Linked DNA regions of Homo sapiens: all the other regions are linked to region 2. The links are chromatin contacts, found by Hi-C or POLR2A ChIA-PET in ENCODE. All regions are on one chromosome and are shown on one strand. The core of a region is the stretch at or near the end of the contact, and the rest is flanking DNA. Distances in the headings are between cores, read along the strand shown. Region 1 holds the start of COPB1 (coat protein complex I subunit beta 1). Region 2 holds the start of NUCB2 (nucleobindin 2). Region 3 holds the start of NAV2 (neuron navigator 2).

What was found. A loop is a pair of places that touch in the nucleus more often than their neighbours do. ChIA-PET counts read pairs that join two places held with the same protein, here RNA polymerase II (POLR2A). Pooled maps may share reads with other maps.
Region 1: a pooled map shows a loop between it and region 2 (3-fold over the local background). The contact joins the promoter of COPB1 here to the promoter of NUCB2 in region 2. A Hi-C loop is called at or near these places in 4 of 50 pooled maps.
Region 3: a pooled map shows a loop between it and region 2 (8-fold over the local background). The contact joins the promoter of NAV2 here to the promoter of NUCB2 in region 2. A Hi-C loop is called at or near these places in 5 of 50 pooled maps. POLR2A ChIA-PET finds 5 or more read pairs at or near these places in 3 of 52 experiments (OCI-LY7, naive thymus-derived CD4-positive, alpha-beta T cell and naive thymus-derived CD8-positive, alpha-beta T cell).

What each region holds. Positions count from the first base shown.
Region 1 is chr11:14,498,204-14,501,465 of GRCh38, reverse strand. COPB1 (coat protein complex I subunit beta 1) reads left to right here and starts at 1,655. Exons shown (of 22, transcript NM_001144061.2): 1 at 1,655-1,759; 2 at 2,481-2,628. The coding sequence starts at 2,538. RefSeq lists an enhancer at 1,434-1,533.
Region 2 is chr11:17,275,489-17,278,775 of GRCh38, reverse strand. NUCB2 (nucleobindin 2) reads right to left here and starts at 2,037. Exons shown (of 14, transcript NM_005013.4): 1 at 1,948-2,037. RefSeq lists a silencer at 1,774-2,203 and an enhancer at 2,394-2,483.
Region 3 is chr11:19,711,195-19,714,224 of GRCh38, reverse strand. It overlaps NAV2 (neuron navigator 2), which reads right to left and starts at 1,388. Exons shown (of 38, transcript NM_145117.5): 1 at 263-1,388. The coding sequence starts at 529. It overlaps LEISA1 (lncRNA enhancing IL-6/STAT3 signaling activation 1), which reads left to right. Exons shown (of 1, transcript NR_015384.2): 1 at 1-3,030. RefSeq lists silencers at 1,320-1,513, 1,154-1,683.

The sequences.
Region 1 (3,262 bases), core at 406-2,905, 2.8 Mb after region 2:
TGGCCTCATTTCTTGCTGACAGATTGTCACTTTTTGGTAAGTTAAGTGGGCTTGGAAACCAGATAACTGCATTTGTAAAACTTCCATGTTAAAAACGAATACACAGAAAAGGAACAAACTGTTGTACACACACCCGGGATTGATCTCAGGGGAATTATGCTCAGTAAAAAAATCCAATCTCAAAAGATTACATTGTATAATTCCATTTATATAACATTGAGATGATAAAAATCATAGAGAATTATTAGTGGTTGCCACAGGTTAGTGTGGGAGGTGGCTATGGCTATCAAAGGACAGCATGAGAATCCTTGTGATAGAACTGTTCTGTCTCGACTGTGTTGGTGATTACACACATATAAGCATGATAAAATTGTCTACAAGTGAATATAAAAACGAGTACATGTAAAACTAGTGAAGTCTGAACAAGGCTGGGTGAATTATGTCTGTCAATTTCCTGAAATTGATATTGTACTATAACTATGCAAGATGTTACCATTGGGAGAAACTAGGTAAAGAGTATATGGGATCTCTGTATTCATGTCACTCTACCATTAAGATTAAATATTAAAAAAAATGAATGCACAGAATCAGAGAGGCACTCTTAAAGTGCTGTCAACACATGGCCTTTGAATACAATTTTGGGTGCTCAAAGAATTTGTAGATTGCTTGATGGTTCTAAAAAGAGAAAGCTCAAAAGAGCTAGATCCTACATAAATGAGGTACTATTGGTGTTCCATCTTCCTGAGATGAACCTGTTAACTAGGGCAGTTGCCGTCAGATCTGTTTTTATTCGCAGTATTTTGCTTAAGCTTTAAGATATTTTGTTATTAATAATTGGCCATAAAACCCTTTTGTGGGCAGAGGGAGGTGTAGGGGCGGGGCGTGCTATGGAACTTCAAATGGGCAAAACCGAAAGTACTATGGCTGATTGCAGCTGTAACAGGTCTTTGGAGATACGTAAAATCCTTTAAAACAGTGACTGTCTCCCTTTATGCATAAAAATTTTTTCTAATCTACTGGGTGCTCAGAAAGGATCACGGAAAGAGGCCATTATTAAATAAAAAGCAGAAATTATACCAATGTGACTTTGGATTTTCAAATAACTCCAGCCCTACCTGCAGAGAGGCAGATTCAAACTACTAGCGATGTTAAGAACTGAAATGGATTTTAATCTAGTGATAATTAATAAAATAACTGAATTACCTTCCCAATAGTATTAGTTACTTTCCCAGTTTATTAGGGTGTGGACAAGAAAAAGGATTACTGGGTTTCCACTTTCTAGTCCAGAGCTCTTTTTCACGGGAACAGAGCCCTGTAAAAGTTTCCCTCTCTCCAAGCACTTTCTCCCCTTGACTGTTCCTGAAGAAGGAACGATTTCCAGTTAGCGTTTAAATTAGCATAGTGCTTAACTCAGAGCTTGGCTTGCAGGGAAAACTAGAAAATACGTGGTTTCATTGCTCTGCGGCCTAATCAAACCCTGGACAAGAGAAGAGGAAGAAAATAGGATATACTTGCAGCGCGCAAGCGCTGCACAAAGAAAGCATGTCCTCTCTGAGTCGCCGTAGGTGCTAGGTGGCTGTGGCTTCGGTCGTTACCCCACCCCCTTCCACGTCAGCCAAGGACTCTGGAGCCGCCGCCGCCGCTGCTGCGGTTCATAGCCGGAGTAGACGGAGCCGCAGTAGACGGATCCGCGGCTGCACCAAACCACTGCCCCTCGGAGCCTGGTAGTGGGCCACAAGCCCCCAGTCCCAGAGGCGTGGTGGGTCGGGCAGAGTCGGAAGAACTGGCTTTCTAGCTGGAAGATGCGGAAGGGGAGCGACTAGGCCGCTTGCGTCTGGGCCTGGCAGAAGGGACCGGGTGGGGGTACGGGTGGGGGTGCGGGTCGGGGTGGGGGCGGAGGGCTAGGAAGCTCCGGGTCGGACGCTCCATCCCGTCCTTTGTATTGGCCGGGGGTCTTTTCCCTCCCAAGACCCCTAGGCGTACCCTTTCAGGCCTAGGGCTGCTTTGCTGGAGGAAGGGGAGGAGGAAGCGGGTGGGGCGAGGTGGGGGTGCAGCGCGTTGATTAAGGGACCCGCGGACATAGAGTCGGAACCCACCAAGGACCGCGATAAAGCGCTTTAGGGTTTTGGCAGAGTATTCAGGCACAAGGTCTCTTAACTTGAGCATGCAGATTGTGTGTTGTGTAAAAACCATACGGTCCATAACATTGTGGGGTGTGGCTGGGGGGACTGTCACTGTTCTGTGGGCCTTCATTCGGCTATACAGCATTCTCAAACACTGGACCGGGATGCGATGAGGGAGTGATAGATAATATACCTTATGCCAGAGCTGATAATGTGGTTTTTACTAGAATTTATTTTTATGGGAACACGATATAGATTGACCTGCCCTTTCTAATACTTTAAAAGGTCACTATAGGTACTTGTTTGTGGGTTTTTTTTTTTTAATTTGTAATGATATGTCTGTGTTTATTTTTCTAGATTTTCTGGCATCCTTAAATCTTGTGTCAAGGATTGGTTATAATATAACCAGAAACCATGACGGCGGCTGAGAACGTATGCTACACGTTAATTAACGTGCCAATGGATTCAGAACCACCATCTGAAATTAGCTTAAAAAATGATCTAGGTAAACTTCGATATTATTTTGAGAATGAAATGAAAAAAGAAAAAACAAAAATAAAAAACTCATATTTCATATTCCTTTATAATTAGAAATGCTTAATTTTTGTCTAAAGTTTTTCTAGGATCTCTTCGATAGACCTTTTATTAAAAATGCGAACTTCTTTAAATATTGGTTGTTTGAAATAGAACATCTCAGTTTATCTTAGTAAACCTAAAGAAATTGTAATAGTTTAGATATTCCTCAAAATGTCATAATTTTTGTAGACTTCAATATATTAATGTGGCTGATTATTTTCTCTAGGCAACAGGTTGAGGATGTGTATTGGAATATCTTAATTCCATCGTGCACTTAACTTCATGTTACTTAGCTTGTAAAACCAAAAGAACTTTGTTCTTTGGATTACCCACCCAAACAATTAGGTGAACACTGGAATAAACATGTATTTTCCAGAAAAGTTTACCTTTTCATTTTTTATGCATTTTTGCAAATAAGAAAACAACTATATTTCTGAACTTTTTGTAATGTTTAATTTTTGGGGGTACACAGTAGATGTATATATTTATGGGGTACATGAAATGCTTTGATACAGGCATGCAATACATAATTATCACATGGAAAAATGGAGTATCCATCCCTT
Region 2 (3,287 bases), core at 788-3,287:
AAGTAATGCAAAATTAGTTTAGTATGTGTTCAGAGATTAATAACATATCCCAAAACAAAAAAGACATCTGAATTGATGTTATTGATATTAGTGCCCATAATTAGTTGTGTCTTGAAAAGTACCTTAATTGTCTTAATTGTGCATTTTATCTCAACTGTTATTCACAGAGCGCAAACCAACTTGGCAAAAAGCATGCTGAAAGAATATATACAAAATACGTGATATGAACAATATGTACCTTGGGAGAGCAAAGAAAGGTAAACACAACATAGACAGATTCGACTCTTAGAACATGGGTCGTCCAGGCACGGTGGCTCACACCTGTAATCTCAGCACTTTGGGAGGCCAAGGCAAGTGGATCACCTGAGGTCAGGAGTTCGAGACCAGCCTGGCCAACATGGTGAAACTTCGTCTCTAATAAAAATACAAAAAATTAGCTGGCTGTGGTGGTGGGTCCCTGTAATCCCAGCTACTCGATGGGCTGAGGTAGGAGAATCCCTTGAACCCGGGAGGCGGAGGCTGCAGTGAGCTGAGATCGGGCCATTGCACTCCAGCCTGGGTGACAGAGTGAGACTCCATCTCAAAAAAAAAAAAAAAAAAAAAAAGATGGGTAAAATTTGGATAGAGAAGAGCATGAGTAAACACACGGAGACAGAAATAAATTTTTGCCTCCTTTAAGTTTCTAAAATTGTCTAGTTAAAAAAAAAATTTGACCCCCTACTACAAAGGTAGATGAGATCATGGAAAGCTTGAAGACCACGATGAGAAATAGAAGTTTCCATGTTCATCCTAATTAGGAGAGTGACATTATTTGAGATTTCATTTCTAATTCTAAATTTCCAGAATTTTAATTTTTGACCCTATTAGCTGAAGAAGATTTGTTGAAATATTTGTTCAACATTTGTTGAACTTATTCAAGTTTCAAAAAACAAAAACATTCCTTAAAGCATCTATCTCATCAATTCTTTAACTTTCCCATAGGGAAAGTCCACAATCTCCCTCAAACAAAATTCACTATCAGAAATATTTGCATTTAACCTCCCCTATTTTTAAACCAAGGTAATATCTTTTAGTGTTCATATTCGTCCACGGATTTAACAGAGCCTTAGTAGCAGGCTTAAATGGTAGCACTAGCTTATTCAATTGCATAAAATGTACATTATTCAATTTAGAAGTTTAGCAGACATAGAATTTCAAGAGGTTCTGTCTCTCAAAAATCATAATGGTTCCCGTTCATTCTCATTCCCTCATATTCTCTCTCTCTCTCTCCTTCTTTCCCTCCCTCTCCCAGCCATTTGATACTGTAAAATAACTGTCATCTAAGACCGTTGCAAACACCAACCACAATAACCATATTTGCTCACTGAGTTGCCACTTAGCAGGTGCAACAAGGAAATACTGTTTCTCATCTCCTAAAACCAAAAGGGTTCATCTCGTACCTAATTTGTCACTTAAGTGAAAAGCATATCACGACTTACACTAACTTTCTCCTAAGTGTCAGAGGTTGCTGGCTTAACCAGACCGGAGAAGAGCAGGATCCCCGGGCCTAGCTTTGCTGAGCGGCACAGGGGAGCATCGCCTGGAATTGGTGGGTGTCCCTCCTCACTAGTGGGCACCCCCTTGCCCATCGACCTGCCCAAACCCGAAGGGACCCCGCCAGGGTCTCGGTTTGGCACCTACCCTCTCCTGCTCCCCGCCAAGAGCCAGCCACCCTCCTCGACCCCGAAGAAAGCTCGGGTGCCCAGCTGCGAGTGGAGCAGAGGGAACCCAGCGCCTCCGGCTCGCGCTGGGAGCCCCCTCCCCGCCGGTGCCCCGCCCACAGCACGGCCCCCACCATCCTCTCTGCTCTGGCAAGGCAGGCGAAGACCGGAGCCTTATCTCCGGACTCCCCCACCCCTAATCTCCCGCCGCGCTGCTCCGCACCTACCGCGCGGCCACCGGCCTTACCTGGCCGGGTCTCGGCGAGCGAGGCTGCGCCTGGTGCTTGCGTCCAGCGCACAAACCTGTCCTCCAGCCCCCGGCCCACCGCTCCGCTCTGCCCCTCCTCCCGCCGCGCGCGCCCGCCTCCTGGCTGCCATGGCGACAGTTCCCACACTCTGCGGCCGCTGATTGGTCCGGTTCGCGATTGCTGACGACGCCGATTGGCGGGAGCAGGGACAAGGCCGCGCCGGGGAGCCTGGAGGCGGGCGGTGAGGAGGGCCGAAGCTGTGGAGCCTGGTGGGAGGCTGAGCCAGGAGGGACGTGGCGCTCTGAGATGCGGGCTCAGGAGGCCGCGCCTCTTCCTTCCCTAGCTTACCCGGAGAATCCTGTGGAGCAGGACTCGGGCGGGTGAGGTGCCGTCCTGAGACCCGGGCAGAGCCCCAGGGATCGCCTCTCCCTTGGCCTCTGGCCTGCGCCTGCAGCGCCCACGCAGGTCGGAGAATGGCTGTCAGGCCTATTCTCGCCCACAGGCCTCGCTCGGCTCTGACACCCCCGTCCTCCGCCTTGGCGGGAATCTTAACGGCATTTGTAACCGCACCCACCCCCGTTGTGCTGGGCCCTCGGTCACTGTGGTTTAACTGTATTTACCCACCTTCTCTCTTGCCCATTCGCAGACAGCTCTTTCCTCTGCATCCTGCCCCAGAGAACAGACATCTATTCCAAACCCCTCATTTTAAAGATGGGGAAACTGAGGCTCAAAGATGCACATGGGTAGCTTGAGCCTTCCAGAAGCTTTTGGAGCCACAGGCTGTTTACGAAGTTTCATCCTGCCGATTAGTTTTTTTCACCTGAAAAATTGGTATCATATCTACCTTAGGGTTATTCACGAAGATTGAATGAGATAACATTGCCAGGAAAACAGTACAGACTAGGCATGGTGACTCACCCTGTAATGCCAGCACTTTGGGAGGCCAAGGCAGGAGGATGGCTTGAGCTCAAAAATTTGAGACCAATCTGGACAACAGTGAGATCCTATCTCTACAAGAATATTTTTTACTTTTTTATCTTTAACACAATGATGTTTCAGTCTGAAGAAAATACTTAAAAATTTGCCAGGTGCTGTGTCGCACATCTGTAGTCCCAGCTACTCAGGAGGCGGAGGCAGAGGCGGGAGGATCACTTGAGCTCAGAAGGCCGAGGCTGCAGTGAACCATGATCATTGTGCCACAGAGTGAGACCCTGTCTCAAAAAAACAAACAAACAAAAACACACAGTACAGAATCTGCCACATAGTATGTTAGCAATGAAAGCTTCTGTTATCAGGAAGTACTACCAGCCAGATTGCCTCTGTTGCACAACTGGACTCT
Region 3 (3,030 bases), core at 139-2,638, 2.4 Mb before region 2:
CCTCCCCAGGAAGATGCTGCAGACGTGCCCGCCATCCCAGGTCTCGAAGAGCTCTTAAGGCAAACCTCCGGCACCCGGGCCACACCCACCGGCCGGCCCACTCTCCTCGCGCATCCCCCAACCTGCCGGCCTAAGGGGAATGGTTCCCTTCCCTGGCCACATGGTAGACCCTTCTCCCATCCAGCCCTTTCTCCCACACCATCCCGAAAGAACTATTCATCCATCCTTCCAGAACAGTACCCCGGCAAACGGCATCTCTCACCTGGGTATCGAACCCGTTTTCCACCGAGCCGCTCTTCCGCAGCGGGAGCCCCTCCCCCGCTGGCTCCTGCAGCCCCTGCAGCACCTGCGATTTCAGGGGGATCTGGCTAGGATAGGTGGTCTTGCTCACCTCCACCTTGCTTCCCAACTTCAGGTAGCAGGGCTGGGGGCCCGCCCGGGCCGGGGGCACGTGCAGGATGGGCGCGGCGCTGTGCACGGGTTTGGGCAGTCCCGACTTCATTTTGGAGGCGACCAGGATGGCCGGCATCTTCTCCCGGGGCTTGGGCTTTCCCAGCACGTCCCTGGCAGCGGCGGCGGGGGCGACCGCTAAAGGCAGCGCGGGTAGCAGAGCAGGCGCCGGGCCTTAGCCCACGAGGCGCCCACCACCAGCGGCTAAAAAAAAAATCCCCAGGTCGGGGAACTCGAAGCAATCGGGCGAGCGCGCCTTTGGGGTGCCGGGATGGGAATGGGGGACTGGCCACGGCGCTCAGCGGGTCCCACCTGGACGGATGCTGCCGCCGGGTCTCACACCTCTCCTGGGTGGCCTTTCAAGAGCTCTGGGCGCTCAGGGGCTGCCGCCTCTTGCAAATTTCCTCCTGGGAAACAGAGGCTTGGACGCCCATATTAACTTGTCACTGCATCTCCGAAGTGAGGAGGCCCCTTTGGAAGAGACAGAGGCGGCGGCGACCCACGAGTCCCGTTCCGGAGGCTACGGGTCTGAGCCGGCGAGAGAAAGAGCGAGCAGCCAAGGAAGGAAAGGAGACAGCAGCGAAGGAAGGAGAGAAGAAGGGCGCAAGGGTCCCAAGACGTCTCCACCGAGAGGCAGCTGCCACCCTGCTCGCGAGCACCGCAGTGTCACCCGCGACGCAGCAGAGGTGCGGCAAGAGCCCCCGAAAGGTCTCTCTTGGGGTGACAGTCACCGCTGCCCAGAAGGCCCCCGGACTGAGAGCACCTTAGCGCCTGCGGGTCTGCACATGCTCCGTGAGCTAGATAGAGGCAAGGCTGTGGCCGTGGGGCGCGGGCGCCGGGACGCGCGGCTGGCGGGCCGGGCAGGGCTGCGCTCGGGAGCGGCCGCCGCGCTTCCCGGGAAGGCTGCGCTGGCTGCGGGGCTCAGCGCAGGGGAGGACAGGCTGCTGCCGGCGCTGCTGCGGCGCGCGCTGACAGCCGGGGCCGCCCCGGCGCGCCCATTGGTCCACGGTGCGCCAATCAGCGGCCGCGGGTCTCACTGCAAAGAGGGTGTGGCCTAAACTCTGGCCGCCGCCGAAACTCTGGGGCCGCGCTTGGCCGCGAGTACAAAGCGGGCTGGTGGCCGCTTTGCGGCACTGCCCCGGCCGCGCGCCTCCCGGGGGGCCCACACCCCTGCGTTCCTGAAACCCTTCTTTTGAAAAATGCCCTTTCGAACGCAACCGTCCGCCCCAGAGCCACGCGGGCACGGCTCGAGGGAAGTTTGTTTCCTTTTTCAAATTGCTCCGGTCACCTTAACGGTTTGAGTCTTCCGGAGTCACGCCCGCAGCCTCGCTGCCCCCATCTGGCTTGGGCAGGGCCGAAGCTCGTCTCCCGCTTTAAGAGCGCGCCAGCCATTTCTCTGCCTGCTCTTCCAGGCCGGCTGGGCGGGGGGCCTCCCAACGGCTTCCTCTCCAGTTTTCAAAGGCTGCACATTTCACTTAACTATTTGAAGTATTTATAGGCAAATACAATACGCAGGGAAGCTTCCCGCCCCGAGACAGCTCCTCCACGCAACCTACCACAGACTCTGTAATTAGAGTGGCCTGAAGAAGCCGGGAGAGGCTCCATGACCCCGGCAGGCTCTGGCCAAACCTTGCTGCGTTTCATGGAGCCCCTCCCTGTCCGCGCCTGGGACGCACTGGCCCCAACAGGTTCCTCGACTCGAATTCGCTGTTTGGGTTGCTCTGTGGTTTCCTCGCTGACTGAAAGTGGATGAGAATAAGAAGGAAACTGAGAGATGATCAGGCAGGCCAGCCTTCGCGATTTATGAATGAGGAGCCTCCCACCCTGTAGAACTGCTTGGATTAGAAGTGGGCAAGTTATTTAAGCTTACATGCATGCTTATAAAGCTTCTGTTTTCACATGTAGTAAGGTGGAGGCTTGACGACATTTACCTAATGAGCTGTTGTTTGGATTAAATGAGATGGTTGGTGCATGGCAGTCATTTAGCACAAGTACCTGGCAATGTAAGAGACCAATAAAAGCTGGGCTTTATTTTCCCTGTTGTTAAATTACTGCTGCTTTCCCCCAAAGTCATCTCTGTTTATAAACTATTTGTCTTTCTTCTTTGTTTCCAGGACACTTTGTGCCCACCCTATAGCCTGATCTTCAGTGCTGATAGCATTGATTTAGAATAACTCAGATGCTATTAACTCTGTCCCCCTGGAATTCATGTTAAACCCGTAATCCCCAGTGTGATGGTATTAGGAGGTGGGGAACTTTAGGAGGTAATAAGGTCAAGACAGTGGAGCCCTCATGATAGGATTAGCACTCTTATTAGAAGAGACAGGAGAGAGATGCTTTCTTACTGCCTTGTGAGGACACAGAAGGCAGTCTTCTGTGGACCAGGAAGAGGGCCCTTACCAAGAATCTGATACCGTGTTGGCATCCTAGTCTCAGACTTCCAGCCTCTAGTACTGTAAGAAATAAATGTTTGTTGTTTAAGCCATCCTGTTTATGGTATTTTTGTTATAGTGGCCCAAAGTGACAAAGATCTCAGACCAGAGGAAACATCAAAGTCTTAACCTCTGAAGCATTAAGAAA